Linked DNA regions of Homo sapiens: all the other regions are linked to region 3. Evidence: chromatin loops called from intact Hi-C (ENCODE). Cell type or tissue: heart right ventricle. All regions are shown on one strand.

Region 1 (5,000 bases), 360 kb before region 3:
GAGATGGAATTCAGACTATGGTGGTCTGAACTCAAAGCTGAAATATTTAAGTGTTGTGCTGTGTATTAAGAGTTGAATTGTGTCTCTTCCAAGTAGATATGTTGAAGCCCTAATCCCCAGTGTGACACTATTTGAGGATAGAACTCTTAAAAAAGTAATTAAGCTTATACGAGGTCATAAGGGTATAGTCCTTAATCCAACATGACTGGTGTCCTCATAAGAAGAGGAAGGGATGCAGCACACAAAGAAAATGTCCTGTGAGGACCCAGTGGGAAGGTGTCATCTGCAAGCTGAGGAAAGAGGCCAAAGGAGAAACCAAACTTCCAACACCTGAAGTTTAGACTTCTATCCTCCACAACTGTGAGGGATAAATGTCTGTTATTTAAGCCACTAGTCTGTGGTATTTTGTTGTGGCAGCCCTAGTAAACTAAGGCACTCTACCTTCATTAAGTCCCCCACATTAAAAAAAAATGCAGCAGGACATGGTGAATCACACCTGTAATCCTAGTACTTTGGGAGGTTGAATGAATTGAGTGCTTTGAGACTAGGACTTCAAGACTAATCTGGTCAAGATAGTGAGATCCTGTTTCTACCAAAAAAAAAAAAAAGAAAAAAGAAAAAAAATTGAGTATGTTGGAGCATGCCTGTGGTCCCAGCTACTTGGGAGGCTGAGGCAGGAGGATCACCAAAGTCATACCACTGCACTCCAGCCTGGGTTACAATGTGAGATCCTGTCTCAAAAAATGAAAAAATTAAAAAGCCGCAATACCTAATATGCAGTAGATGCTGAATAAATACTCACTAGTAAAAGCTCATCAGATATCTCCTAAAACAGTTCAGCAGAGAAATCCCAGGGAATCCTGTGACACAAAATCTACTGGAGAGATAGTAAAACAGCATATCTTCCAATCTACCACTGCCTAAGAGGCTCCAGCAACCTGTCCTGCACAGTGGCTGAAGTAACCATAAGCTAGCTATAAAAGCAGAGCAAATGATCAAAACCTATTTTGGGAGAGACAGTGACTCAAAACAGAGCAACTCTAAGAAGCTAGAGGAGAAGGCCATTATGGAATCAAAACCAGTTGAAAAAGTAGAGGATAGAGCAATAAAAGGTGATAAGAATTATTAATAAATCATTTAAGCATTCACAAACAAAAGCATATTCCCCCCAACAAATTATGTCTAAATATAACATTTTAAGATTAAAATAGTAGTAAATTAGTCTAGACTGCATTTCAGTTTATATGACAAGAAGATATGATTTTACAGATTTGGCCTCGGACATAAGTCAATGCCTTGTATTTTTATTTAACATTTCTTTTGACTAATTTTATAGTAATGAAGATGTTGATTTATATTCTTAATCCATGTTAAGTAGCTGACAAGGTATTTTTTCTATATTAAGTTCCAAGCAGATTCCTTCTGAAGCCAGTGCCAATGGCAAAGTTCATCAGGCGGGTGGTATTCTTGGCAGCACCACAGGACGTCCTATCCCTGGGCTTTGTAGCCCCTGTAGAACAGTTAATCTGGACTTGATTCCTTTATATTTAAGATAATTAATATTCAATTTTTTAGAATTAGGTAATCCCTGAAAAAACAGTACAATAGCAGGTGATAGTTTCTTATGTCTCTGATCATATTCCATGTTAAAAACTAAAAATTTTTCAGTCTGGTCGATAATGTTATAAGACTTGCAAATGTTTCTAAAAACTTTTATCTACAAAGCAGTAATGGAAAGTACATGTGAAATGCTCAAATTTGTATGTATGAAATGAATTAAGAAACAGTGTTAAAATAGTGCTTACATCATGTTCCTAAGGCCTGTGAAATTCTAAACCCAGAACTATGACTGTTAACAGAAGAGGTGCTAGGTCAGATCAAGGATATCAGGCTTCAGAGACAAAACAGCTATCTGCTCTTTGTTTGTCTTAACCATCGAGAGGCTGTTCTTCCACACCAACATGAATGAATTTCCCTAACCTCTTACCGATATCATTGGGAAAAAAAAGTTGAATTGCTTAATTCAAAATACTAGAAGTATACCTAATGGTGTAATTTACATGTGGGCAATCATTTTAAAATGTCTTATCTAGGCAACACCCTTTGGAGATGTACAGTCTACAACCTGTAAAACTATATGCAGCAACCATGTTTTCACTCCCTCCCTCACCTCACAAATGCAATCTCAGATGTTAAGCATCATGCTTGGATTTCTACTTATATTTATATTTACAGTTTTCTAAGATTTCTTACTTTTTGTTCCATGAAGAAATTTATCAATCATGGCAAAACAATTTATGGTTTGGAGGGATTACCAAACTAAAGTTATTTTCTCTATGGCAGTCACCTGAGACTACTAAACTCAGGGAAATAATGGCATACTTTAGAACAATGGGATTTTGGAATAAGAGAGACATTAGCAATTCCATAGTTCACAATTCTATAAGTAAAGTACGCTTCATTTATTTTACTTCATAATTATTTAAAGTACCTGTGTCTAAACATTTTATGACATTTCATAAAAGCGATATTCTGCATAAAAATACTTATTTAATTGTGCGTCTGTTACAAATCACAGGTTTTATTTAAACAAAGTTCATTTTGTTGACCCTTTTTAAGTTGACTTTATTCTTCTTGTTACTTCTGTAATATCCATGAGAGGGCAGTAGAGTACCATGTTCAGATGTTAAGAAATTGTGCCACATGAAATTACGTTTTTAAAATCCACAAATCCTTTAAATGATTGTTACGATTATATTAGATAAAAAGATTTCTACCTTTGTCATCTAAATGCTGTAATATAGAAAAGTGAATATTTTTCTTAATTTCTTCTTTTATTGGGAATAATGGACATCCTTTCATGTAAATACTTTTTAATCATTATTAATAATCAATGGTAATATTACCAGTAATGTTGATCAAGTTAGAAATTTGTAACCATTAAGTTTATTTAAAAGTAAATATCTAAAATATTCAATTTAAGTCTAATTTAAAGTTAAAAGAATATCATTTTTTTTGTAAAAAAAAAATAGTGGAATAAATCAGTGTGAATTCAGATACCTTTCCTATTTAACCTGTTATTTAATCATTTCATGCCAATTTTGGTTGAACAAGATGCCTATTCCCTGTCTTTTCCTCCTCAAGCCAGAGAGATAAGCCTGTTCTTAATTTCAAAATCATAAGTCGTGTAACCATTCCCCATAATTTAGTTAGCTCACAACTAACACTCATACGAAACAGGTTTACTCATTCAGTTTCAGAGAACCCATTTTGCAACCTGCTTATCTTGGAAGGAACATTAAGAAGTTATATTGCTCAAAGTATATTGCTCTGAGTTCCTATTTAATCCCCTAGGGAGCCCAAATCCTATGAGAGCCAAAGCACACTTCTACTTGTAATAATTTAAAATATTTACATAAGCTCCATATTGCTGGATTTTTCTGTTTGTTAACATAAGTATGTTTTAGATACCATGACATAAAGCCTCACCAGTGGGAACTCCTAAAGCCTGGCATCTCAAAGCCTGAATTTGGGGTCAGTTTGAATTCTTTCCATGCCTCTAACAGATATACCATCCTGGACAATTTATTTAACTTTCCTAAGCTATTTTCCTAATTTGTTGAAAGAGGGTAACAAATTTTAACCATTGTATAGGGTGGTTATGATGGCCAAATGACCTAAACACTTAGTAAAGTGACTAGCACATGGTGACAACTCAGTGTTTTCATTATAAGTTTTAGTGTTACAGACAATTTCTATAAAGAGCTTATCAGAAATAGCCTTATAAACCTTTCATCATATTTATAAAAACTGTAATTTTGAGGATATTGTCACTATATATGCTAGGCTTTGTGGAATAAATGTGTCTCTAAATTTTGCATTACATTTAAGGTTAGACTGACAAATTTTGGTTTTATCTGATAATCTCTTCAAATCAACTATGTGTGATGGTTCTGTCTTTGCATTAGTTGTTAGAAAGCTTACATTCAAATGTTGCCTCAGTTCTAAGAAATTTTGTGTAATTTCGTCTCTCACATTTCTTTATATCTTCTCCTTTCTATACATTTTCTCTTTTTTCTGTTTTCTTCACCCACTTTTACTACATTTTATTGTGTACATTTTTGCAGGATGCCTTAAATTCCTTCTTTCCTTTAGAGAATGTTACAGAATGCATTCATTCATGCAGGTAATGAACAAAATAATCTGAGTAGTTCTTGAATTGGAGCAATCTTCTTAATTTAATGGAAAAAAGGAGTATGTTGACTGCTGAATGTGTTACTCCATGGGTTTCAGTAAATGTGACTTCAATAAAAAGTGTTATTTGGTGTTAAGTGTCAAATGTAGACATCCGGGAAATCTATATAAAATAGATTCAGGAGAGAATACAAAGAAAAATTTATAACTTGAGAGCTTTTTTCTAAAAGCTCTCTAATTTTAAATACATATTATTATAAAAATTCACTGATTTATAAAGATTATTATCCTACCGTAGCATGGTTAAAATCATACTTATGTGTAAATATTGATAGTTTCCAAAGCTTGAACTTTTTATATGAACACAGGAAAATACAGGAGTTAATTCTGCTTCTGAGATGTAAAAGTTTATCCCCAGTAGGTCATTATTTAGCTTCCAGCTTCAGTTTGGAAGTGGTCGTGGCTGCAACCTCGGACAGCTTTTGGTATAGGCATCAGCTCGCTTTAAAGTATTGACAAGATCAAAAATTGCAAAGATAGTTTTATTTTAAGGAAACAAAAACCTGTTTTCTTAGTAGGTTAAACCTTCCTGCTAGCGGTTTTTCCTGATGATGATTAAATCACCAAAGTGCTTCAGAGGTCATATGACTAAAGCTGTACATATTTTTCTTTGCATTAGGAAATCTACTACTACATTACATTTTACACTTTGCAGAAAAGCTAACCAAGCTACTAAACTTCTCAATATGGTTTACTGGAATCTTATGAGATTCAACTCCAGTAAAATGTCTTTAACTTTCTCTGAT
Region 2 (5,000 bases), 1.2 Mb after region 3:
GTTTTCATTTGTATATAGTTCAAAAACAGGCAAAAAATGGACTATTTTGTTTACTAAGGCACAAAAAGTTGTGACAGTATTTTTTAAAGCAAGGAAATAATTCCTACAAAATTCAGCGGAGGTTCCTTCTGACTCTAAATAGGTGGTACTTAAGAGGAAATAGACTTGGTTTCCTGAGTTGTCATGGTTCTAATATTTGGTCATGAAATCTGCCAGTGCCCCGGCTCTTGAACACTGAAAATAAATCAAATAAAAAATTTTACTTAGGCTGGACGTGGTGGCCCACACCTGTAATCCCAGCACTTTGGGAGGCTCAGGCAGGCAGATCACAAGGTCAAGAGATCGAGACCATCCTGGCCAACATGGCAAAACCTCACCTCTACTAAAAATAAAAAAATTAGCTGGGCATGGTGGCGTGCACCTGTAGTCCCAGCTACTTGGGAGGCTGAGGCAAAAGAATCGCTTGAACCAAGGAGGTGGAGGTTACAGTGAGCCGAGATCGTGCCACTGCACTCCAGACCAGTGACAGGGCGAGACTCCGTCTCAAAAAAAAAAAAAAAAAAAAAAATTAGCTGGCTTGGTGGCACACGCCAGTAATCCTAGCTACTTGGGAGGCTGAGGCAGGAGAATCGCTTGAATCCAGGAGGCAGAGGTTGCAGTGAGCCGGGACTGCGCCACTGCACTCCAGCCTGGGTGACAGAATGACACCCTGTCTGCAAAAAATAAAAAAAGAAGGATTTTCATATGATTATATGTATAGATAAGTATCAAAAAGAATGGGAAACGGCAAATAAGAAGGAGTTACCCTTTATTTTTACAATGACACATTATTTTTCTAGTTTAAAATACACACTCAATTATATAATTTACACACTTACTTGAGAAGGCTTATACATATCACTGAATGTATACTTATCTCTCCCCACGGCCCAGTAGGATGGGAGGAAAATGTGAAGCAGATTTGGAGTAGGCTGATTTGAGCTTTATGTATATAATTTAGTGCAACTTTAAATTGGAATATAGGGTAATATCTAGAGCAATCACTAAGAAAAATATTTTTAAAACATATACAAAGAAATATATGCACACTACAGATAAGGAAAAATGTAACACTAAAAATTATTTCAGTAACCCACAGAAAGGTAAGAAAAGAGAAAGAGAGAAACAAAAACAAGACAAACAAAACAATAAAGTGGCAGCCTTAAATCCAGACATCAAAAATTACATTAAATATGAAGGGCTTAAAGACACCAATTAAAATATAAATGCTTTATATTAAAAAAATTATCAGAATATAGTTCAAAATGACTCAGCTATCTGCTGTCTACAAGAAATTCATTTCAAATATACTGATATAAGTAGGTAAAAAGTAAATAGAAGAAAAATATATATACCATGAAAACAATCACAAAAAAGCTATATAGCTATATGAATAGCAGATAAAGTAGACTTCAGAGAAAAGAAAAAAAATTACTAAGTACAGAAAGGAACATGACATTATGATAAAAGACTTAATATACCCAAAAAAGACATGAAATCTTTAATGTATCAAACTTAAAAACTTCAACAATCAAGATAAAAAGGATGATAAGAAGACAACTTATAACTTTTGAGCAACTAATACATACTGCTAATAAGTGTTAGACCCTGATTCAAACACTTTACATCTATTATCTCATTTAATCTTCACCAAAAGAAAAGCAAATACATTATTATCTCCATTCTGCATATAACATAATTAAGGGCTCTAAAGAGTTTAAGCATCTTGCCCAAGGTTACACAGTTAGCAATCCTTAGGCCAAATTATTTTTACTCTTCGTTCTGCCTCCATCAAGGTTTGTCTCCAAACACTTCAAAAATAAACAGTGTGATCATCATATCTAACACTGCTGTCCAACATTTACTCTTCTTGGTCATAAAGACAGAGTATTTTTAGTGGTGAACAAACACTGGATTCTAAATAAGTCATAGGAATAAAGTGGCTCTAGAAAACATCAGTAAATACAAAAGAGCCTGGAGCAGGAAGCAGTTAATTATGGGAAAGCTGGAAGTAACATCATGGCCACAGTGACCTCAACAGTGTGAAGGCTGCCATATAAGTTTGGGAAAGCAGGGCCCTGTACAACTCCTGGGATTCCGTTAACATAGAGACTAAATTAGACTATCATATAAAAGGCACCACCTGGAATCACAATACACAGCATGCCCTGCCATTTATAGTATTTCTGACAGTAATTATACTGTCTGAAAGTAATAAAGTCTGCTAAGAAGCTCTTGGCATTCAGAGCACCCACCCACCTGGATCAGCAGTCTGAACTCCACTTCGCAGAGACTATAGTGAAGTGAGGACCTCCTTGCTCCATGCCCAGGCATATCTCCAGCATTGGAGCACCTGCTCACGTGGATTAGCAGCCTGAATCTCCCCACCCTTCCTGTGCAGAGATTGTGGTGCAGCAGGACCCTCTATGCTCCACGCCCAGGAAGATCTCCAGACATCTGGAACACCCATTCTTCTGCAACAGGAGTTTAGGCTGCCCCACCCTCATGCAGAGACTTGAAGCCAGAGATTTCCCCAGCTCCATGCCTATGCCCACTTCTGAAAACTTGGTGGCCACTCACTGGATCTCCTTCTTGGTGCTGGTGCTTGTGCCTGCCATCAGGGAACCTGTAGGCAGGCTTACCTAATCTGGCCCTGCCTATCTTCATCCTTTCCTACAGGGTTTATCAGGGAGCTCAGGCCACTGTTCACTTCACGGATCAGCCCATTGCCTGAGGCTGGCTCTCAACAGAGTCTCCCAGTAAAAAAAGATCCAGTATATACTCATCCACATTGGCCATAGCCAGTTCTTATCTGTAAGCGCCATCTACTGACCTATAGGTCAAACTGCACAGTCCAATATAAAACCTGCTGACAGAAGTGCATAGGACTGTAGAAGCAAAGCCAGAAGACTCTACCCAACACTCTCTACAGTCACACCCCATAGGCAAAGAGGAAAAGTGAAAGACAAAAAAAGGAAAGAAAGACACATGAAAATAATTACATAAATTGGAAGTGCCAGTGTCTCGAGATGACAAGGAAAAAGGGCAAGAGTTCTGTCATCATGAAAAACCTGAATATTGTGACACCACCAAAGAATCACATCAGCTCTGCAGCAGTGGTCCCTAAAGAAAATGAAAACTCAAAAATGACAGAAAATGTGAAGCATGGATTGCAAGAAAGCTTAATGAGATCCAAGACAGTTAAAAATCAACACAGAGAAACTTCTCAACAATTCAGGAAAAGAAGGAAGAGAGACGCATCTTAAAAAGAAATGCATCAGAGCTTCTGGAACTGAAAAAACTCAGAGCTTGAACTGGTTCTTCAAACTAGCACATTCAGTCAAAATTTTTTTGAAAATTTTAAAACAATGAAACTTAAGACTTACTGGCATACCTGTGAGAGAAGGAGAAAAAGTAAACAAACTGGAAAACATATTTAAGGCAATAATTCAAGAAAATTTATTTTATCTTGCTATAGAGATAGACATCCAAACACAAGAAATTAAGAGAATACCTGTGATATACAATGCAAAACAAACATCACAAAGGCATATAGATACCAGACTGTCCAAGGTCAAAGCTAAAGAAAAAATCTTAAAGGCAGCTAGAGAAAATGGTCAGATCGCATACAAAGCAAACCCCATCAGACTAACAATGATCTTTTCAGCAGAAACCTGACAGCCAGAAGAGACTAGAGGCCTATTTTCAGCATCCCTAAGGAAAAGAAATTCTAACCAAGAATTTCATTTCTCCCGAAAATAAGCTTCAAAAGAGAAGGAGAAATAAAATATTTTTCAGACAAGCGAATGCTAAGGGGATTCATTACCACTACGCCAGCCTCATAAGAGATTCTTAAGGCAGTTCTAAACACGGAAATGAAAGAAAGATACTTGCTACCACAAAAATAAATTTACGTACATAGTCCTATTATGGAAACAGAAAATAAAAAAAGATCAGGGGTCACCATTCTTATATCAGCCAAAACAGACTTTAAACCAAGAGTAAAAAAAGATAAAGAAATGTAATATATAATGATAAAGGATTCGATACAACAAGAAGACTTAACAATTCTAAATATATATGCACCAAACGTTGGATGACCCAGATTCATAAAACAAGTACTTTTAGACCTTCAAAAGTATTTACACAGCCACATAATAATAGTGTGGAATTTCAACATTCCACTGACAGAATTGGACAGATCATTGCGGCAGAAAACTGACAAGGAAACTCTGGACCTAAATTAAACACTTGCGCAATTGGACCTAATAGACATCTAAAAAGTAGCAAACACACCTACATCAAGAAGTTAGAAAGACCTCAATTTAACAATCTAATACTAGATCTAGAGCAATTTGAAAAACAAGAACAAAGTAACCCCAAAGCTAGCAGAAGAAAACAAATAACTATAATTGGAGCAAGACTGAACAAAATTGAAAGGCAAAAATTCATACAAAGGATCAAATAAAGCAAAAGTGGGTTCTCTGAAAGAATAAATAAACAAGATCAATTAACCATTAGCTAGATTAACACAGAAAAAATGAGAGAAAACCCAAACATGCAGAATCAGAAATAACGACTGATCTCACAGAAATATAAAGGATCCTCAGAAACTATTATGAACACCTCTGTCCACACAAATTAGAAAATCTAGAGGAAATGGACAAATTCCTGGAAACACACAACCTGCAAAGACTGAATTGAAAAGAACTTGAAACCCCGAACATATCAACATTGACTTCAGAAATTAAATCAGTAATAAAAAACCTACCAAAAATAATAAAGCCCTTGACGAGATGGATTCACAGCCAAAATATAGAGACATACAAAGAAGCGCTGGTAAGAATATTGCTGAAACTGTTCTAAAGAATTGTGAAGGAGGGACTCCACCCTAACTAATTCTGTGAAGCCAGAATTACCCTGATAGCAAAATCTGGCAAAGACACAATACAAAAAGAAAA
Region 3 (5,000 bases):
TTCCCCATTTATCCTTTGCACTTTCTGCAGCGTTCTTCATCCAGCACCTGGAGTAATGCCTGGCACATGATAGGCATTCATAAGATGTTAAATTTATTCAAAAATGTTGAATGAATTCATAGATAAATAATGAATTTGTTCATTAAACGATGGATTTGTATGAGGTCATGGAGTTAAAAAAGAAAATCCTCTTTCATTTGGGTTACATACAAGTAAAGGCAAATTCCCACACTAAGTTTAAATGCTATAGTAGGAATTAGTACAGTGTGCTATGTGAAAAAGAATACAAACAACACCTCATTTAGTCTTTTGGTGAGAAAAATGTTCTCAGAAGACATAATATTTAAACAGACACCCAAAGATTGATTACAGATTGCTTCAGTAGAGAGAGCAGGTGAAAGGGAATGTAGTCTTCAGGTGAATTATAGCCATACTTTAGGTTTCACACAGTGAAGAGTGTGAAGGACAAAGTATTTACAAATGGAGAAGCGAATAGGGACTTGGTTGTCGAAAACCTTAACGACCTTGGTGGATAAAATACGGAAACAGTGAAGAATACTGAGCAAAGGAGTGGCATGATCATACCATTTTTAAAGATGATAATGGATCTAATATGGAGAATGAATTGGACATGGGCAAGTCTGAAATCAGGAACACTGGATACAATTTTATTGCTACAATATAGATAAAAGATAAAGGTGGACTAAACTAAAGCCAAGGGCGAGGCAATGGAAGACACAACTGAGCTATGCTAACTCATGCTGAATCTAAGTCTCTGCTCCATGCAGCTATGAGAATTTGAAAGGACAAACACACTCACAAACTGTGGCCTGCAGTACCATCTGGCATCTGTACTGAATGGAATTTAAGAGCAGCTGCTGCTAAGCATGGACAAATTCAATTTGTGTGAACACTTTGCACAAAACACAACCAACCTCAAAGAACTGACTTCAGGCACATAGAAAAGTATGATGTCTTACACACAATACAGCTGTACTTAGGATGCTCATTCATTCATTCCCTCATTCACAAATATTTATTGTATAATGACAAGTAGCAGGTACCTTTCTAAGAACTGTAGATATAGCATTGAACAGATAAAATCCCTGCCCTCACTGAGATTATATTCCAGTGAGGAGAAATCAAAAATAAACAGACGTCTAAAATAGTGTGTCAGATGATGATAGTTGCCATGGAGAAAAATAAGGGAGGAAAGGAGGTTAAGAAATGTCAGGGGAGGGACAAAGGCATTTTAAAACTGGAAAAAAAAAAGACAGTGAATTAGTACACTGATAAACCTTTGAGCAATATTTGAATGAGATGAGGAGTCAAGGCAGGCAGCTACCCGGATCTTAGAACACAGAAAAAATTTTCACCCAACCATGATATTTTAATACAAAATATGTAAGTGGTTTGAAGGCATCCTTTGTTTTAATAGTGCTAGGTATAATTTTATCTGGCAAGCAGGTTGGTGCTACAGCTGACCCCAGATGAACTGACTTAATTCACCTTCAGAAGCTCCTAGGTTCTCACAGATTCTTAGAGACAGGTAAAGGTCAGGGTGTGAACCAGATTCTTCCCTAGAAGCTGCTAAGTCGCTCCCTTGAGATGACATATGAAAGCATCTCTCAGGCACAGCTGGCATGTTCACAATCCTCTATCTAGCCAAGATCAGCTGTGGTTTCATTTGGAAATTATTATGCTTCAAAATTAAAAAAAATAATATGTTGAAGAAATGTGTGTACTACCATGTTCATTGCAGTATTACTCACAGGAATCAAGCAAGGTTTCCACTAGTGGATGAATGGATAACAAAGATGTCGCATATATACATAATGGAATACTATTCAACCTTTTAAAAGAGGAAGATCCTCTCATTTGTGACAATATGGATAAACCTGGAGGACATTGTTGTCTTAAGTGAAATAAGCCAGGTACATAAAAACAAATACCCAATGATTTCACTTATATGTAGAGTGTAAAAAGGTCAAACTCTATAGAAACAGGAATAAAATGGTTACCAGAGCTGCAGGGTGAGAGTATTAGGGAGATGTTGCTCAAAGTACAAAACGCAAATACACACACACACACACACAACAACAACAACAACAACAACAACCACCAAAGTTGCATTTTTTAATAAATGTATACAAATAAATAAAATAGTTTTATGTAAAACAGGAAAAAGTATACAATTAAAACAAACATCACTTGTTTTCCATCCAGAGATAAACAACTTTGTATCTTAAGCTTCTACATTCCAGATAAGCCTTAATTGCAGGGAAGAGGGGCACATATCTTTAATTTAAAAGGGCATCTTCCTTTTCTGTTTGAACAGAATTACATTGTATAGATATTACACTCAATTGTTTCTGGAATGCCATATTCTTTCAAAGGCTACATGCTGTTTTTTGGGGTATACTACCAGGCAAAGATTGGCATGTTCTATTACCAGATGCTCCCTGCTGATGTATTTGTGACCATATAGATATATTTGTTTCTAGAACATGCAGTGACATTGTTTTATTGGGGGTGACTTTTACCTGAGCCATTATAAATAGCACATTTATTTGAAGAAGGAAACCTGTTGGAGAACTGTAATATAAATTCAACAAACAAATAGTAAGACAACTGTTTCTTACTCATCACATCATTAAGAAAGTTGCTTAACATCTCTGAGCCTCAGGTTCTTCATTTGTGACATCTGTAATATCCACCTTTCTATATCTCAATTTGTTAGTAATAAAGATGACATGTGAAAGTGCCTTTTAACTGTAAAATGTCATGCAAATGCAAGCGTGTTATTAATGATTAAGGTAGTCCTTTAATGTTTCAAATCTCCTATTTGAAACTCAACTCTCAATGCTTGCATCTTCCAACTACAGGAACTCAAATGGACCCAAAGCACTAACATTAAACTACAGTGCCCCCTAGCACATGTAGGAGGTCAAGGCAGCTTACAGGCTTCATGAATAAGCTCTACCACAGATGGTTCTTTTGCCTGAGGGAAGAACTACTAATTGTACTTTTGGACAATTTCCATTTGTCCAAAAGGAAAAAACATTTACGCATTTTCTTCAATACTTTCCCGTAACATTGTTTTTATTTTAATTTTTAAAAGGGAGTAAAAAAGTTAATATCCTTTACTATGTAAATTTTCCTCTGGTGGCTTTAAATTAAGAGTATTTCTAAAAGAACAGCCCTAGATTTATCTTAAGATTCACTGTGATGTTTCTGATTTATATTTGCTTACCTACTTTCACTCACCAAATTCTTTATAATCTAGCGTGAGAGAGGATATTGTTCATTGCACTCTTCACAGAGGTAGAATACAGTTAAGCTTTTATGCAAGATTGCACAGAAAGCCGTTATTATGAGCTTCAGCCCCCTAGTTTCTATGCACATTAAATCCACCAAGAGATATAGAATCGCGTAAGGAAATGCTATAGAATATTTTAATATCAAAATGTAGAAATCTTTGCTATCACACTTTTATAAAAGCCCAGATTAAAAATATATCAATTGCATTCTTCCATAGACTACAGTTCTTTGTTTATATTTGGTTCTTAATTTCATAAATGTCTATAGAAATTTATAAGTTCAAATGTTCCAGTACGTAAATTGGTTCCCAAAGTGATGAGTCCTTAGGAAACGGAACTTGCTGTATGAGTTTATTTTTTCCATGCTGTGCATTTAAGTATTAATCAGCACAGCTTTCAGGGATTTCTTTCTAATATCCTTTTCTATGTAAGATAAGGACTGCAATTCATTATACCATTGGAGGAGCCAGAGGCTTTGCTAAGCTTTGCCTTTCTTGACCGTTCATCTCAAATTTAATGAGAGCGTTGTGTGTGTGTGTGGTGGGGGGGGGAGGGGGGTGGGTGTGTGTGTGTGTGGCTATATTATATTGGTGACTGGACTCTAACTATGGCACAATGTTGGTTGCCTTTCAGGCTAATCGTCTCTCCGTTTCAGGAGGTCAAAGATCATTTCAGCCTCAGTGTGCTTTCTACCTGCCTACTAAGGGAGGCAGCAAATTTGGTCCTGGGCAACTGAGAGGTGACTTTTATCACCAGTTATTTTTCTTCACATCTTTCTATCAACATAATAGCTCAGGGAACACTCAAGAAATAAAAAATTACACTTCACCAAGTACTAGCTTTCTGGGATGTGATCACTTCTAAGTGTGAACCTCTATTACCCTAGCAGTGGTCCCTGGCGTTCCTTTTATTCCTCTTATATATAAACATCACAAAAAATAACAACAAACCCTCAAGCCCACAGCAAAGAGAATGCAAGCACGGCACCATCCCTCTTCGTACTGCCGTTTTAACTTGGTAGAGGAGGTTAAATTTTGGAGAGAATGGTGGCATTCACAGGAGGGGCGGGGTAAAAGTGTTGTCTAATTACACGTTAATGGCAGAACTCGCCTTAACCACGTCCCTCCTGCACAGTGGTGAATTTCTCCTGTGTGTTCCTGTGTGGATCCCGACACTCTTCTCGCTTTAAGAGAGCCTCCCGCGCCCCTCACTCCGCCCCTTCCCAAGTCTCTGGGCTCGTCAAAGCTTCCCGAGAGCCATGGTTGGTCCAGGCAGGCAGTCGGAGCACCTCGTGGAGCGGCTGCTAACCCAGGGTGGGGTGGGGTGGGGTGGAGGGGTCTGCTTGTAGTACTCTCAGTCCTGATGTCACAGGCGCGGCAAGGACATCGCAAGGAGGAGTCGGATTACAGTAAGGATGGGCAGTGCAGCAGGCAGCCCGAGCGCACTCTCCAGCCGCCGGGGATCTTAGCCCTGGAAAGGCAGCCTGCAAGGCGCTCATCCCGCGGAGGAGGCACGCTCTCGGCGCTCACTGCTCTCCACGCCGGGGACATTTCCACCGAATGTAGCATGAAAGGGCTCTGCTCTACGTGCCAGCCTTGGGTGAGAGCTGATGCTGAAGACACCGCGGTGGGATTCCAGCTGTCTGATTAATGAGAAACATAATGTATTTTGGTGAGTGTT
Region 4 (5,000 bases), 140 kb before region 3:
CATCATTGCATCAGAAAAATAATACTGTAATTTCTGGCTCTAAAATCACACAATTTGTACCACAATCAAGTACCTCCTAAATAGGAAGCTCTTTTATAGCTGTTGGTTCGAGGGACGTGCTGCCCTGTTCATAAAAATATACCAGGGGGAAAAAAAGGCCCAGGCCCCACCTCTTTGCCCCCATATAATTCAGTTCAAAATTAAAGTACCCCATAGGTATATCTGATTGTAGAACCCAAATCACATATATGTGCCTTAGTGTTAAGGGAGGCAGAGAAATTTTTTGTTTTATTTTGTTTTTTTCATTTACCTTTAGGAAGTTGGTATCTACACCATGGGTAAGTATCTATTAAAATATAGATACTTGAGGCAGCCACGAGTGACATATATCCAAAGCATCAAAGATCCCAAAGGTCAGCTCTTTCCTACTCAAACTTAACATGTTTATCATGTAAACTGTTCAGGTGATGTAATTACAGGCATCCCAAGCTTCTTTTTTTCTGGTTTCCATTAACATTCTTGCCAGTGGAAACATAGAGTCACAACATCTCTCTTACTGTCATATTGTCATGGGAGCAGGGATATATCAGGAGCCTCATTAATTCCAAATGTCGAAGAGAGGAATTCCTTACACAAGTCAAAAATTTTACTTTAATGTGGCCCAAGTAACTATTTCTCTAATTAAAATAATTGTCATTGTCGAAACCGCAAAAATTTTGGTGACATCATTTGACATTTTAAAAAGTTCTACAAATTAGACACAAAATTTTTGATTTTAATGTAAATCAAACTTCTAGGAGACTTCATAGACTCTTTTTCCTTTCCCTGCCATACGTCCAAGATCTTAACATCCCTTGACTGCCTGCATATTTCCATCTTGCAAACTACTATTCACTTTCTTTTATCATTTAGCTCTTTCCTAAATATTACCTAGTTGAATCCCCTAAACTTGGTTTCACTTCCCACTCCAACCGGTCCTGCATACTGCCACTATACTTTATTTTCCCCAAAGGGAAATCTTTCATGTTTAAAAACACTTCAGTGGGCCAGGCATGGTGGCTCATACCTGTAATCCCAGCACTTTGGGAGGCCGAGGTGGGCAGATCACTTGAGGTCAGGGGTTTGAGACCAGCCTGGCCAACATGGTGAAACCCCATCTCAACTTAAAATACAAAAAAAAAAAAAAAAAATTAGCCAGGCATGGTGCTATGAGCCTGTAGTCCCCAGCTTCTCAGGAGGCTGAGGCAGGAGAATCACTTGAACCCAGAGGCAGACGTTGCAGTGAGCCAAGACTGCGCCATTACACTGCAGTCAGGGTGACAGAGTGAGACTCTGTCTTAAAAAAAAAAAAAAAAAAAAAAAAAAGCCACACATTTCAGTGATTCAACCATAGCAAAAAGGCATCTTCCAGCTACTTGTAGGAATCTCATGTCCGCCATGTTCTGACTCCTATCTTTTTGAATATACTTAGCTCTTACCAGTTACCCTGGTGAACTCTAATCAGTCAAATAGAAATACCTCATTTTCCATATATACCAACCTATTTTTAATCTGGGTTTTGGAACATGCATGTCTTTGCTTGGAATGTCTTCTTTTCCACACCACAGATTCTTATTTTACCATCTGTTGCGTAGCTCTCCCTGGCCTATCTGCTATTTACTCTGTGGTATTCCTACTTCACTTTATGCATGCCATCATTATTGTGCTCACCTCTCTGTGTTTTGCTGGGTGGTGATTTTTGCTGTTTATAAACATCTGTGTCCTCTCTTTGCCATGAGCTCCTGGTAGAGGTCACTTTATATCTTGACTCTTCAGAGGTTGGCATGGTGTCTGGCATTGTGTCAAGCTCTACGTTTCTTCTGAAAGGGTTGTAACACTGCAGTTATATGCTCACCTAAAACTTATTGCTGCTTGTAAGATTTAAACTCAGCAATATTGAAACCATTGCTGATCATTACTTAAATATATCAGTCATTTAAAATAGACATTTCAGATCTGTGGTTGCTAACTTAGCCACTGGAGGGAGCCCATATACCATGAATTTAGAGGATAATTACAACTCACAAACTATATTAAGTATAAATAATTACAAAGAAGGTCTTTAAACAAAATAAGGTGAGCTTTGCTGTTGTAAAGTCATAGCTATAACTAGTCTTTCAGCTGAAAATAAATAAAAGTGTGTTTTCATCACAAAGATAAATCATATTGCAAAAGAAAGGAAAGAGCAAATCAGAAAGAATTAGAAAGTTTAAAACTCAGGGATGTTTTTGGCTTCAAACATTTGCTCAAAAATTTTTCTTTGCATTTATGCCAATATAATATTTTAATCTTAATTTTTTAACAAATCGTGCTCTCCAAGAGGTAATATTACATGAATTGACTAAGTATAACATACTAGTTCTTAAGATAGTATTTGTGACAGTGGATTATTAACCTAATGGTCTCAATTTGTTTAACTTTAATTATTATAGAGGTAATACTGTTGTTTTTCTTGTTATGTTGTTCAAAGGAAAATAAATCAGAAATTATCTAGCTTAGTGCAATTTAAAAATACGTTTTGATATATATGACTATGCAAGTTTAAAAATTTAAGAGGTTTTAAGGAATGGAAAACATGTATCTAACTGCCTCGAGACACAGAAACAAGTATTCTATCATTGGATATTTTTGAACTTCCTAAGTCCAGGTGAAAGTTTTGAACATGTTAAAAGTTGTTTTTGTAAGTTATCTAAGGCAATGATTATGTTTAAATTGAGCTATACAACCTGTACAATGAAAATAATTTTCCGTTTGCAAGATAAAATTTAAAAACTAAATACAATTTCAAGTGATATTATTAAAAGTCTGCAGAGATGGTTGCCTTATTAGGGAACTAGAATTTACAACCATGGCTTTGATAAAATGTGGAATATCTCTTTTTTAATTCTCTGAGTTCTAAAATAGCTAGACTTGACGAGAGGGAAATTCTCCTTGTTGCCAATTCTCAATTTCCATGCAACTTTCAACCTTCAGAATACTGTTGGTACTCTGTCTTGGCATGGCTAGAATTTCAAATGAACTTCTAACGATAACTGATTTGAATGAGTTCAGGGGGAAAACATTCAATGAGCTAAATTATTTAAGGACACAATAAAGTGCTTAGAGGTTTATATTTCACATAAAGGCTAGTTAAGTAGCCTTTTAAAATATTATTTATGGAGATCATGACTCATCTTTGCATATCTCATGTGCTAATTCCCAGACCACAGACCAGTGCAGTAAAACAGCTCGATGACATGAGTGCCATTTAAGAATAAGCTGTCTGTGCAAGGCACTTTTTTGTTTGTTATTATTTTTTACCATGTTTTACATTTTGTGTCATACCTCCTTCCCTTCCATAAATGTGCAATTCATATTTGGAATGATGTGTATCTGTGCTAAAAGCAGATGTGGATGAGGTACGATGACAATCCAGTTTGTTCTGCCTTATGTCTACAATGCTTCTAATCTACCAATACTCTTCCACATCAACAATACCTGGAATTCTCACCATTTTAGATGAGAAACTTAAAGCTCTGAGAGGTTACGTGACTTACTTGATATCATGCAGGGAGTGTTACAGCCACCATTCAGGCTAGTCCTATTTACCTCTAAATTCTATTTTCTTCTCTTCTCCTATGTTTTTCAAGCTTTTCTGATTGGAGTTTATTGTAAAAATCACACTTTACATAGGACCAAATACATACACGCAATAGAAATTGTCCAAAAAATGCTTATTTTTACAATATGTCACTTACTCTGACATTCTGCATTCTATTCTATTCTATTTCATTTTGTAAAATATAAAACAAGTGGACTTTACAATCCACAATGCATGGTTTAAAAAATCACTAATCTGCATCTTATTTCTTGGCGTTATCTTGCACGTGAGTAAATAGTTTTTGGAAATTAACTTCAGAGGGCTATAGACCAATTGAGGTAAAAGAAGTAGAAAAACTGGTGGAGAGAGTGAATGTCTCTTAAATGTAATTAAATTTAATTTAAATTTAAAGTCTGTTAAAGACCTATGTTTAGCTCCTTTGCAAATAAATAGGACTTGTTTTGGTAGGAAACCAGTAAGTCTTAATCCTGATATTTCTTCAAGTGTATTTTGAGAAAAGTCATGCTTACATTAATGAGTTTTACCAAATCAGTAATGATAATAATAGTTTTAAATCTAATCAGAGCAAAGCACAAACAAGTCTATTTGGAGGAGCAAAATTGAGTTAAGGGTAAGAGCACACTTTGAAAATGATTTCTCTGGATTGTTGTATTCTTAGAGATATCTGGAGGAATTTATTTGGGCAAACCTGAGGCAGTCATTTGCTATTATTTCTCCTTCTAGGTTTCTGTGCTGAGCCAGCATATTCCTGGCACTGTAGCGCTTTCAAAGCTGTGCACTATAGAGGCTGAGAAATTCAGGCAAACATCCCTTTCACCTAAATTCTATATATTCAAATTTTTCCATCTCAATTATAAAAATAAGATTTCATTTGAGGTGTTTTAATTTCCATTGCTTGTAGTGATATTTTCATTCAGAATGCTTCCTATCCCACGAAGCAAGTATTGGGAGTTAATTTTTGAAGAAAAGTTTCAGTTGCCCTCGAAACAAACCAATATCATATAAACTACAGTTAAATTAAAATGGATATTTTGCATGAACACATGGAGACCAGTATCTTTGCTGCTGTTGATAATATTTCCTTGATTTAGTATTTGTGATCAGCTTGGTTCTCACTTTGAAAAAGCTATTAAGCAGACAGAGTGAAACTTTTCTAAATCACATCAATGACAGAAAATCCTATGGATTATTGAATTGGGGGAATTAGTATAAATTTAAAAGTAAGTGAAACTTACTGTGTCTTCAGAACTTTAAAAATATACCATTTAGGGATAATGACAATAGACTACCACCTCATTAATTAGTATCTCAGATTGTTAGAAAACGTCAAGGCCTCTCAGCCTAATTTCAAACTAATGTA
Region 5 (5,000 bases), 87 kb before region 3:
GTATTGTACTTCTCTACCATTGTGGCATTCAAAAGGTGATGGATTGACTGCATCACTGAATGAAATAAGAAAAGGCTTTCATTCCACTTACAGAGTTTTACAACTGGAAAACAGAAATTTGGATATAAATTCACATCCTCAGACCAGTATGTAAACAACCATCCCAAAGATCTAATTACAGGGTTAATATTTAAAAGCATTGCCATGAGTATCTGTGATGGCCCTAGAGAGCCTGTGTCGACCAAATGGGGCTTGAAGTCATCTTTCATGATTACCAATCACTGGCCTTTCACATATGAGTCAAATTCAATTCATAACGGCTGGATTCAAGGTAGGGGAAATTCACATAGGCAATAGGAATCAGATCTGATAGAAATCAAATCTCAGGCCAAAATTCATTCTCCTTCCCTTCCCATCTTGCTCCTTTTTCTCCCAAAACCCTAATAGCACATATATTCAAAATGAGAGGTATTTTAAATTGCATTTCTATTGTTCCAGAGAGTAGCTGCTCTATCAGCCTGGGATTCAGAGCAGAGCAGAGCAGAATCCAAGGTGACTTGCAACATTGAGAAAAGATTACATATTGAATTATTATTGATAACCAGTTATCTGTCATTGGTTTTTCATCTGAAAGAGAAAGCAGCTTTAAAATAACATATAGTTTTAAATTTAACAAAAAATCTAAATTTTAGAAATGATAAAAATTATACAAATACATTTTCAATTATATATTCCATTTTATATATTATACAAATACATTTTCAATTATATAGATTCAATTATATATGTGTGTTTGTGTATGTGTGTATATATATGTATATATGTGTATATATACATATATGTATGTATTTCTGAGGCGTGACTTGTTAGAGAAAGAATAGAAACAAAAAAAGTATAAAGGCACAGAAAAATATGTATGAATTGCGAATTTACAAACTTAAAAAATGTTATAACAAAATACATCAAAAATTAAACCAATAAAGTCAAGGTCTTCCTAAATTAAGTAAAAATTTAAGCAAAATGAAAAGTGTGTGTAATTTGGAAGAATTATGCATACTTATACTTGTGTTTAATAACTTAAGTATTCCAAAGAACCCCTAAAAATGACAAGAAAAATAAAATGGAAGCGATTGAATGGACATAAACAGGCTATTCACAAAAATGGAAAATTTTCAGCCTTATCAGTGGTCAGGATAATACAATTAAAACGAAGAGCTATTATCATTGTGCTCATAAAATTAGCAAAACTTACGACTTGTAACCTAGAATGCTCCGTGGGAAGATAAATTAATACAGTAGTCTGACTTTTTTTAAAATGAAATGTTCTTTAATTCAACAATGTCAATTCTGGGAATTGATCTCAGGAGAATTCAAAGGATCTCAGCTTACAATTATACATAAATGGATATTTATAGCAACACTGTAGTAGAAAAACCTTGGAAGTAATCTGAACACCCATCAGTGCAGGAATAATTGAATAAATAATGTGCATCTATTTTTGGTATTACTATGAAGCTATTAAAGAGAATGAGTTACGTCTGTTATCACTGGTCTGTAGGGATGCCCACGATATGCAGTTTAGTAAAAAACACAAGCTGCAGAGTAATATACATAGTAGGTGCCATCATTGCTCTGAATGTCCTTGCTTCATTGCCTTTGACGATTCTTTTCTCATGAAACTTGCTAACAGTCTCTTACCATCTGTATGTCTAATTCTTCTTTCACATTCATATTCACCAGGAGCCTCAGTTTGTCAGGGAAGCTAAATTGACCAACCCAGATTGGATACATGTCCACTACCTGTGCCTTCAGTTTATCCTGAGCAGGTCTCAGTCATAGACATTTATTCAACTCTTGGTTTCTTTTAGACAGCAAACTCTTTGAAGCCAGGGATGATTGATCTCCTCTCAGCATTTTCAATATAATAAGTATATGTAGTGATTGACATAAGGGGGTAATTTATCAAACTTTTTTGAATGAATGAAAAAAAGTGCGGTCCAACCACATTCCAAAAGCAAATGTATAAATAAATAATGGTAGAGTATTAGAACTGGATGGAAACATCACCAAATACTGAAGAGTGTCATTTGCTAAGAGTTTTAATACCGAAGCAACGGTTTCCAGCTTATGGGTCGCCAAATCCCAAATGCATTCATATGCCAACGTTGGATTAAAAACAAAACTTTTCTTGAAAATTCCCAGTTGCCCATAAAGCACAAAATCTTTAGTATTGGGCATACCGTTATTCTTGTGTTTGCTAAAGGTTGAGCACTATTCAACTAGACAAAAGGAAGGAGTGCAATGTCGATATGAAGATATCAGGGAATAGGAAGCATGCTATCTTTAAAAGAACGGTTATATCCCTTACAAAGCCCTCTGAGGGGTAGAAAAGTAAAAGTGATACCACTTGCCTCCAGCTCTTCTCTATTCTGTTTTAATTTTAGGTCTTTGAAGTCTGAATTTGTCTTAATTGTTTGTTTCTGTGAGGGTTAAGTGAGCCACATCTTACCCCATGTCTTGCATGTGTAATACTTACATACTACTTTTGAATGCATGTATACCCTCTGTTGTCACTGAAATACAAATTCAGTTTAAAACATCATTGAATTTATTTAGGCTTTTGATTATCTGTACCTTCTCAAAAATATGCGTATAAAAAGCAAATTATTATCAAAAGAGGTTATCACATTCTTCTTTTTTCCACTTATAACAGGGTCCTCACACCCAAAAACGTTGAAAAATAATTACCTAAATATAAAGCAGTATAGGCACAAGCATCAAACAACATGTTTATCTGAACATAATTGAGAGAGATTTGCAGTCCGGTGTAAGGCTGTGCGCTCTCGGTCTTTAGGTGCACAGTGGGAGGCAATTTCTGACCCCTCCAGTAGAGGGAGACCTGGAGATCAGTTCTGGCCAGTAATACATGTGGGAGTAATGAGGGTCAAGTGCAGGTCAGGCATTTGATTGCTGGTATGTGACTCTCCAGGGATCACTTTTTCCACTGCTACAGCATCTGGGAAATGTTCCAAATAATGGCTGTTCTGTCAGCTGAGTCTTAAAGTGAAGGCAAAGTGATGTGGTCTGGAGTCAGAGCTGACCCATAAAGATCATTGTGTGGGGCAAGAAATACATCTTTACTCTTGTAAGCAACTGAAATTGTCGGCCTCTTAGTTATCATAGAAAAAGCTAGCCTCTCTTGCCTAATAGAGTTTCTGCTATTTGAGTTTTTCTTGGGAGCTATTTAATTACATCAATTGGCTTTTAATTGTACCTTGGAACTGGACATAGTTTAGGAAAGTGAGAGATTTTAGAGAAGAAGCTAGGCGCCAAAGACTGGCTATACTGGTTTAGTCATCTTTTATGATGAGTTTGTAACAGATGATGAGCTTTTGGACTGTGAAGTCAAAACCATTTTTGTGGCTGGTGTTTCACTTAGCTAGCTACTCCTGAGAATTTCATAATATGAGATTTTAAAATGTGGTTGGTTGATTAACTGGTTGTTAAAAATTATGTGATGATACTAAAAAAATGTTACCAAAAAAATGGAAGTGACTAGTTTTCAGAAAAGGCCATAGGGCTTAATGATTAAGGCTTGGAGTTAGAAAGACCAAGGACAGAATTTTGACTTTGCATTTATAGCCATTTGATAATCGTTAATTATGTTAATCAAAGATTATCTTCTAATAACCTTTAATTATTATTAAAAATATTTTTATCTTTTTAGCCACAGTTGCCTCATTCATCCAATGTGAATTGTAATAATAGAAAGTACTTCATAGACTGCTGTAAGCATCGACAGAAAAAATATGAAAAATGTTTTATATGTTCCCACGGTTATTGTTTAGTTTGTGGTGTTATTATTATGAGCAAGTTATATCACCTCTAAGAAGCATCTTTTCTCACACTTTAACATCTCTGAAATCAAGACACCTATTAAAATTGGTGATATTTTATAATTATAGTTACTGGATGATATATAAGTTAGCATGTAACTTACAATAGATGGCATCTTAGATTTGAAGAGACAGGGTTGTGATCATATTATTAACAGGGTTTCTAGCTAGGGCTCATTTGAGCATCATAGATGGATAAGGCCAGTTTGCTATCCTTTAAACATAAAAAACCGTGACCTTCCAGAACTTCTCTTTTCCATCACTTTGACAATTGACACTCAAAGCCGCTATTGTTTTTTAGTGGCTGTTGGGAATTTTCTTCCTAGTGCCTTAGAGTGTCGGTGTGATATTCTAGGCAAAAAGGTCTTATAGCTGAATTAAAAACACTCAAACAGGAAGGCTGGCCTCTTCATTGTTGATTCGCATCTAAATTCATTATGAGAAGTGCTGGAAGCTGTTCACAAACAAGATTCTGACTGACCATCACCTTTGTTTTTAGCATATATACCATACATAACTATACTTATCTCCCAGATCCTCCAAGTACCTGTCTTGAAAACTTTCCCTTACATATTTGAGCTTCTCAATAGCATTTTACTCATGCTTATCACCTGCATTGTCTCCCCAGGCAATCTTCTTGAATTTTCCATATTACCAAAATGATGAGAGCCAACACAAACCAATTTTGTAACAATACCTGTTCTTCCAAACACTGTTCTTCTGTGTTACTCTGGGAATTCATTGTTAATCTTTATAATCATGCCATTAAGATTGCTACTGTTAATGTGCAGTTATGAAGATCTAAATGCTTTGAAATAAAAGGGATAATGTAGGCCCATAGGCTCCACAAACCCTGAGAGAAGTATGAAATGGTAGACTGCATGGTGGCCACAAATTTTTCCCTTCCTCTACTCACCGTCATTTGCAATATTATTTTACTACTCCAGAGGTGGAGTCTATTTCTCCAATTTTTTTTTTTTTTTTGAGATGGAGTCTCACACTGTTACCAGGCTGGAATGCAGTGGTGCTATCTTGGCTCACTGCAACCTCCACCTCTCGGGTTCAAGCAATTCTCTTGTCTCAGCCTCCTGAGTAGCTGGGACT
Region 6 (5,000 bases), 1.5 Mb after region 3:
ATTATCCTCTTTTAACAGGGGAAACTGGAGCACAGAAAGATTAAGTAACTTGTCAAAAGTCAATCAGCTAGTAAATGATGGAGCCAGAATACAGTTGACTCTAGTGCCTGGACTTCCACCATCTTTTCCTATGCTATACTGTCTCCTAAATTCAGAGCTTCTCCCTTTTTGAAGTTGTAGTTATTCAAGTGCTATCTATGAGTTCTGAACCTTCCTGACATTCATTGAATGACTGCTTCTGTGACACTATTGCAAAGTAGTTAAAATAAGTATATATTCAGCCACCATGCCTGCCACTTTACAAACTACATGGATCTAGGCTTGTTATTTAAACTCTCTAAGCCTCAGTTTTTCATTCATAAAATGGTACGTACCTCATAGAGCTGTTCAGAAAATTAAACAAAGAATGCAAGTAAAGCACTTCACTAAATGTCTGGCTCATAGAAAGCAATCGATAGATGTTAACTATTACTATGGCTTTAGTGTTCAAGTGCATGCATAAGGTGCTCTTTTAAGGAGTCAAGAGACTTCCAGGAATCATCAAATAAAAACACAATTTCATGTCTGATACAAGGCTGTGTTGCTTTTGTTTTTGTTTTTGTTTGTTTAAACACTAAAACAGGGAGCCTTTCAACAATGTGGATATTATCCATGAAATAAATAATCAATGATCTTACTGCTGGAGTTGCAGATTTTTCTGGTAGATTAAGAATACAAATTAAATAGGGAAGTAGCTATGCCTTTCAAGCTGTTGTTTTAAAAAAAACAGTACTTCTTAATGGTATATAAGAATAATGGTGAATCAGAAATATTTTGTAAGAATTTTGTAAAAATCTGTAAGACAGTCCTAACACTGTCTTTAGTACTCTCTACTAAAAGCCAATAAATGATACTTAGAAAATAAGGTATTGAAATAACATCCCTATGGTTATGTCCTCCTTGTCTATATGGCAAATATTTTTAAGAATATTTTTACCCAAATTTACTATCCTTTCATCTATGAATGTTACTGTTAGTGGTTCCCAAACTTTAAATCACCCTAAAGATGATGACGATTTTAATCAAGTGAGGTACATTATTGATAAAAGGATTTCAAAAAGGTAGAATTACTGTGATACTAAAGAGTTTTAGGTTTCAGGGTCCCTCATTTGCATGGGGTCCTTCCAAGACCCTGGGATGTTGAGTGGGAGATGCATTTGGTTTGAGTTTAATGTGCATTATTTATGTGGCTCACAGTCACTTCCCTGTATAGTTAAGTTATTGCTGGCTTTCCTAGTATAGAAATGGATTCCAAAAATACTCCTAATGCCCACTGTGGTGAGTTATCCAGCATTTTTTTTGCAAAGGTGAGAGACAGAGTCCTATCATGATATGAATATGCCTATGGTAGTCAAAACTGGAATTATGTGAGAAGAAATTAGATTGTGAATGTATGGAACCATAAGTTGATATGTGGAAAATAATTATACAGATGTGTTGGCAGTTATTTAATAAAAATATAATTTCTCTGAATCTTTCACTGTTTGAGGGTTTTGTCCCAGCTTTTTAAACTATTCAATCGGTTACTTTTTTCTAATTTTAAATAAATGTGGACTTTTATGCTTAACTTTGCATTTGTAATTTTGTATCCTTTTACATAAAAGAGCTCAAACCACATAGGCTTTAGTCCCACAAAACCTGGATCTACCTTGACCATAATATGTAATAGAAGACTGATTATCCTATTTCCCCACTTTTCCCAAATAGAATTATCTTAAGGTCAAATAAAATCTTTCTCACTGCAAAAAAAAAAAAGGCTTCTATGAAAAAATAAAAGTATAAGAGAATCAGAACCCAGCCAAATTAGGAATAGGAAATCTTTAAAAATCCTCATTTGGGCACAGTGGCTCAAGGTCTGGCAGAAGGATCACTTGAACCTGGAGGTCAAGGCTACAGTGAGCTGTGATTGCTTCACTGCAGTCCAGCCTGGATGACAGAGTGAAACCCTGTCTCAAAAAAAAAATTAATTTAAATTTATAAAGTTAAAAAAATAAAAAACTCAATTACTGTTCTTCACATGTCAACATAATGATCCATAAATACATTAATTTCAGCATCCATTCACATAGTCAAGGTATGCAATAATTTTATCTGAGCTAACACCTTTTAAGTATGAAAGATATTAATCTAATTTTAAAATTAGTCTTTTTGGAATATGCCTAGTACCTGAGAGAAAAGGTTGGCACAATTTAACCTTGATAAAGGCACAAAACTATACACACCCATGTATAAATACAAATGCAAAAATCTTCAATTTTTCAATTTTAGGAAGACCAAAGTAAGAACGGCTACAATCCAGAATTTTCCAAAAGCGTTAAATTCATTCCAGGGAAGGATTGCCTGAGTCTATGGCAGTCTTCATTTACTGGTCACCCTAAAATTTCATCTAAAAAGTTTTGGTCAATATTTGAATTGATCTAAAATTTCCACCCTGCCCAGGGAATCCCAGAAGCTGGTATTCATCACCAAACACTTGTATAATATCCATTGAGCATTTTGTTCCAGGCATCATAAGCTACCTAAAAGCCCATCTTGATTTTACAGTAATTGACATAGCAAGTGAAATGATACTGGGCTATTAAGTGCCATATGAAATGTGTGAAAACGTCACTGAATCAATAGATGATATATTCATTTAAACTAACTCCTGGGGCAGGGTGGGGGGAAGGCATTGAATTCAGCATGATGAAAAGATTGTAATTTATTAACTGTAATCAGTAAATGCCCATAAGTTTGGCATTTACTCATACTCTGGCACAATAATAAAGAAAACCATAAAACCAGATTCCCCAAAGGCTAAGTACTTCAATATTTGGCAACTGGGGGCAATAGTCTTACATTTTGCCATGAAACCATTTTCTCCAAGAAATCTGCCGAAAGAGGATATTGGAATTACATAGTATTCTAGCTCCACCAAGTGACAGCTTTATATTGTTACTGCATTGCTGCTACTCATCGGCCAACCTCTGAGGGGTACACTAACAAAATTATACATTCTACTTACAACATGCTCATTCAGCCAGCCAGACTTGAGGGGATTTTTTTCCTATTCAATCATGATGCAAAAAAAATTGCATTTGTACTTCTAAAATTCTAGTCTCAGTTTGGCCTTCCTAATATGTATGTTTGAAATCGAAAATCTTATATAATTATTTGCAATTTATTATGTCACATTCCATTCCAAGTTTATGACTACTTTTGTTGAAAAAGTATGGGATACAATTTTACTATTCTACACAGACATTTGCGTTTTAGAAATTAAAGTTTATGTAATTCAAAGTAGTTATCTTTCTTTAAAAATCTACAAAGAAAACAAGTAAGAATCATGGACATTTTTAAAGAACAGTAATTTTCTGGCTCAGAATTCTTGTTTATAAGCTACAGAATAATAGGAGAGCTTTTTTGTCAAATAAAAGGCTACATTTCTTTTAAAAGTAGCATATGTTCATTATTTGAAATAAATAATTAACTTATGACACAGGAATATATTTTTAAAAGAGAACAAAAAATTTAAAATTATTCATAATTTCTTCACCCAAAAGTATCCAATATTATATTCTAGTGGATAATATCAGGTTATTTGCTAAACATATATTTACATATGTATCGGGAGGTACAAAAATAGCATGCTATAATACAAGCTATTTTGTAGTATGCTTCTTTTTTTTTCTTTTTTTGCATTTTCTTTTCTACATGCACAGCTGTGAGCTTTTTTCTTCATGAAGGTTATAATGTATAATATGGTATTACACAGCTGCATAGTATATCAATGTATGAACATATTCTTACTGTATATCCAATGTCCAATTGTTAAACTTTTTTGTTGCTGCCAGTTTTCCTCTATAACAGGCAACTCTGAATATACAATTTTGCATGATATAGTTTTATTAATATCAGATTAAAGTACCTTTAAAGCAAAAAGCATTATTAACAAAAAAGAATTACTACTTCATGTTTAAAAGGGTCATTTCACCAAAATAACAGAAAAATTTTAACTTGTCTACATCTAAAGCATAACTTTAAAAGCAAAAATTGACAGAACCAAATGATGTTGACATTATATAAGGAATTCATACAGAGAGTTTTACGTATATAGGAAATTATATAAGGATTTTTACACTTTTGATTATTGCTAGGTAAGAGTATATTCTTACCCTCAAAATGGTAAGAATGTAGAAAATTTATATATATACTCAATGTTCATTTATTATTTCATAATTTAAATTTTAAAAAGTAAAAGGATATCCTTTTACCAAACTACAAAAATAAATGGATTGAGAATGAACCTTCTCAGCTGACTAGAAAATTGCACACATTCTACCTCCTAAATCATGTGAAGAAATGAAGAGTTCTCAAGAAACTTAAAGCTAGGAGACTGAAATTGATAAGCACTAGTGAATAGCAGCAGGGACCATATTTTCTGAACCATCCATTATGGGTGCCCCAGATGAGTCCCCACTAAGTAATGGTGTGTATTCCAAATGTTTTAAGTCAATTTTTTGGAACTCAGGATACATTATTCTCATAGAAATAATGTTGCAGACAATGTATTAATAGAATAGCCCACACAAGTCCACTTAACTCATACTATAGATGAATTATATTGTTAACTAACAGGCCCACAGAACCCAACCATCATCAACAGTATTGTTTCTCAGGGAAAATTAATACCAACTTCACCCCAAACAGCATAGTGCTTGTTTCCCCTAATGTAGCTCTAGGAATGAGAAGGTAAACTTTCCCCCACATGCTAACCAAAGCCACAGGGCTGGAATTCCAGTGACTCTAGAGGTTCTTGGAAGGAAATTTAGGAAATAAAAAAGCATCCCACAGTTCTAGCCCTCCCTCACCCACTACCCCAACCAAATCTGCCCAGCTAGACAGTCTCAGACACAACCAATGATAGTGAAGAAGAGTCCTGAGCACACCCAGAAGCTGCAATATCAGAACTTTTCATCCAT

What was found. A loop is a pair of places that touch in the nucleus more often than their neighbours do. Peaks named below come from ENCODE experiments on the same cell type or tissue, not always from the same donor. Only the 100,000 strongest peaks of a DNase experiment are listed, where the experiment ranks them.
Region 1: a loop joins it to region 3, with 7 times the contacts of the local background. A loop is called at or near these places in 33 of 110 quality-filtered maps.
Region 2: a loop joins it to region 3, with 9 times the contacts of the local background. A loop is called at or near these places in 6 of 110 quality-filtered maps.
Region 4: it touches region 3 in a loop (10-fold over the local background); 56 of 110 quality-filtered maps call a loop at or near these places.
Region 5: a loop joins it to region 3, with 6 times the contacts of the local background. A loop is called at or near these places in 19 of 110 quality-filtered maps.
Region 6: it touches region 3 in a loop (3-fold over the local background); 2 of 110 quality-filtered maps call a loop at or near these places.

What each region holds. Positions count from the first base shown.
Region 1 is chr3:22,115,604-22,120,603 of GRCh38, reverse strand. It overlaps a transcript of ZNF385D not described here. Among named protein-coding and RNA genes, the nearest start is that of ZNF385D-AS2, 160 kb to the right of the region's middle. In heart right ventricle, a CTCF peak has its summit at 2,658 (motif pointing right); no DNase peak of the experiment used is centred here.
Region 2 is chr3:20,509,841-20,514,840 of GRCh38, reverse strand. No RefSeq gene overlaps it. Among named protein-coding and RNA genes, the nearest start is that of SGO1, 330 kb to the right of the region's middle. In heart right ventricle, a CTCF peak has its summit at 2,872 (motif pointing left); no DNase peak of the experiment used is centred here.
Region 3 is chr3:21,750,886-21,755,885 of GRCh38, reverse strand. ZNF385D (zinc finger protein 385D) reads left to right here and starts at 4,676. Exons shown (of 8, transcript NM_024697.3): 1 at 4,676-4,991. The coding sequence starts at 4,970. In heart right ventricle, a CTCF peak has its summit at 2,929; DNase peaks (open chromatin) are centred at 2,937 and 4,595; H3K4me3 peaks cover 988 bases; H3K27ac peaks cover 1,925 bases.
Region 4 is chr3:21,891,685-21,896,684 of GRCh38, reverse strand. It overlaps a transcript of ZNF385D not described here. Among named protein-coding and RNA genes, the nearest start is that of ZNF385D-AS2, 63 kb to the left of the region's middle. In heart right ventricle, CTCF peaks have their summits at 1,806 and 2,018 (motif pointing right); no DNase peak of the experiment used is centred here; H3K27ac peaks cover 1,855 bases.
Region 5 is chr3:21,837,751-21,842,750 of GRCh38, reverse strand. It overlaps a transcript of ZNF385D not described here. Among named protein-coding and RNA genes, the nearest start is that of ZNF385D, 89 kb to the right of the region's middle. In heart right ventricle, a CTCF peak has its summit at 2,869 (motif pointing right); a DNase peak (open chromatin) is centred at 2,920; H3K27ac peaks cover 1,228 bases.
Region 6 is chr3:20,223,909-20,228,908 of GRCh38, reverse strand. No RefSeq gene overlaps it. Among named protein-coding and RNA genes, the nearest start is that of SGO1, 40 kb to the right of the region's middle. In heart right ventricle, a CTCF peak has its summit at 2,943; no DNase peak of the experiment used is centred here.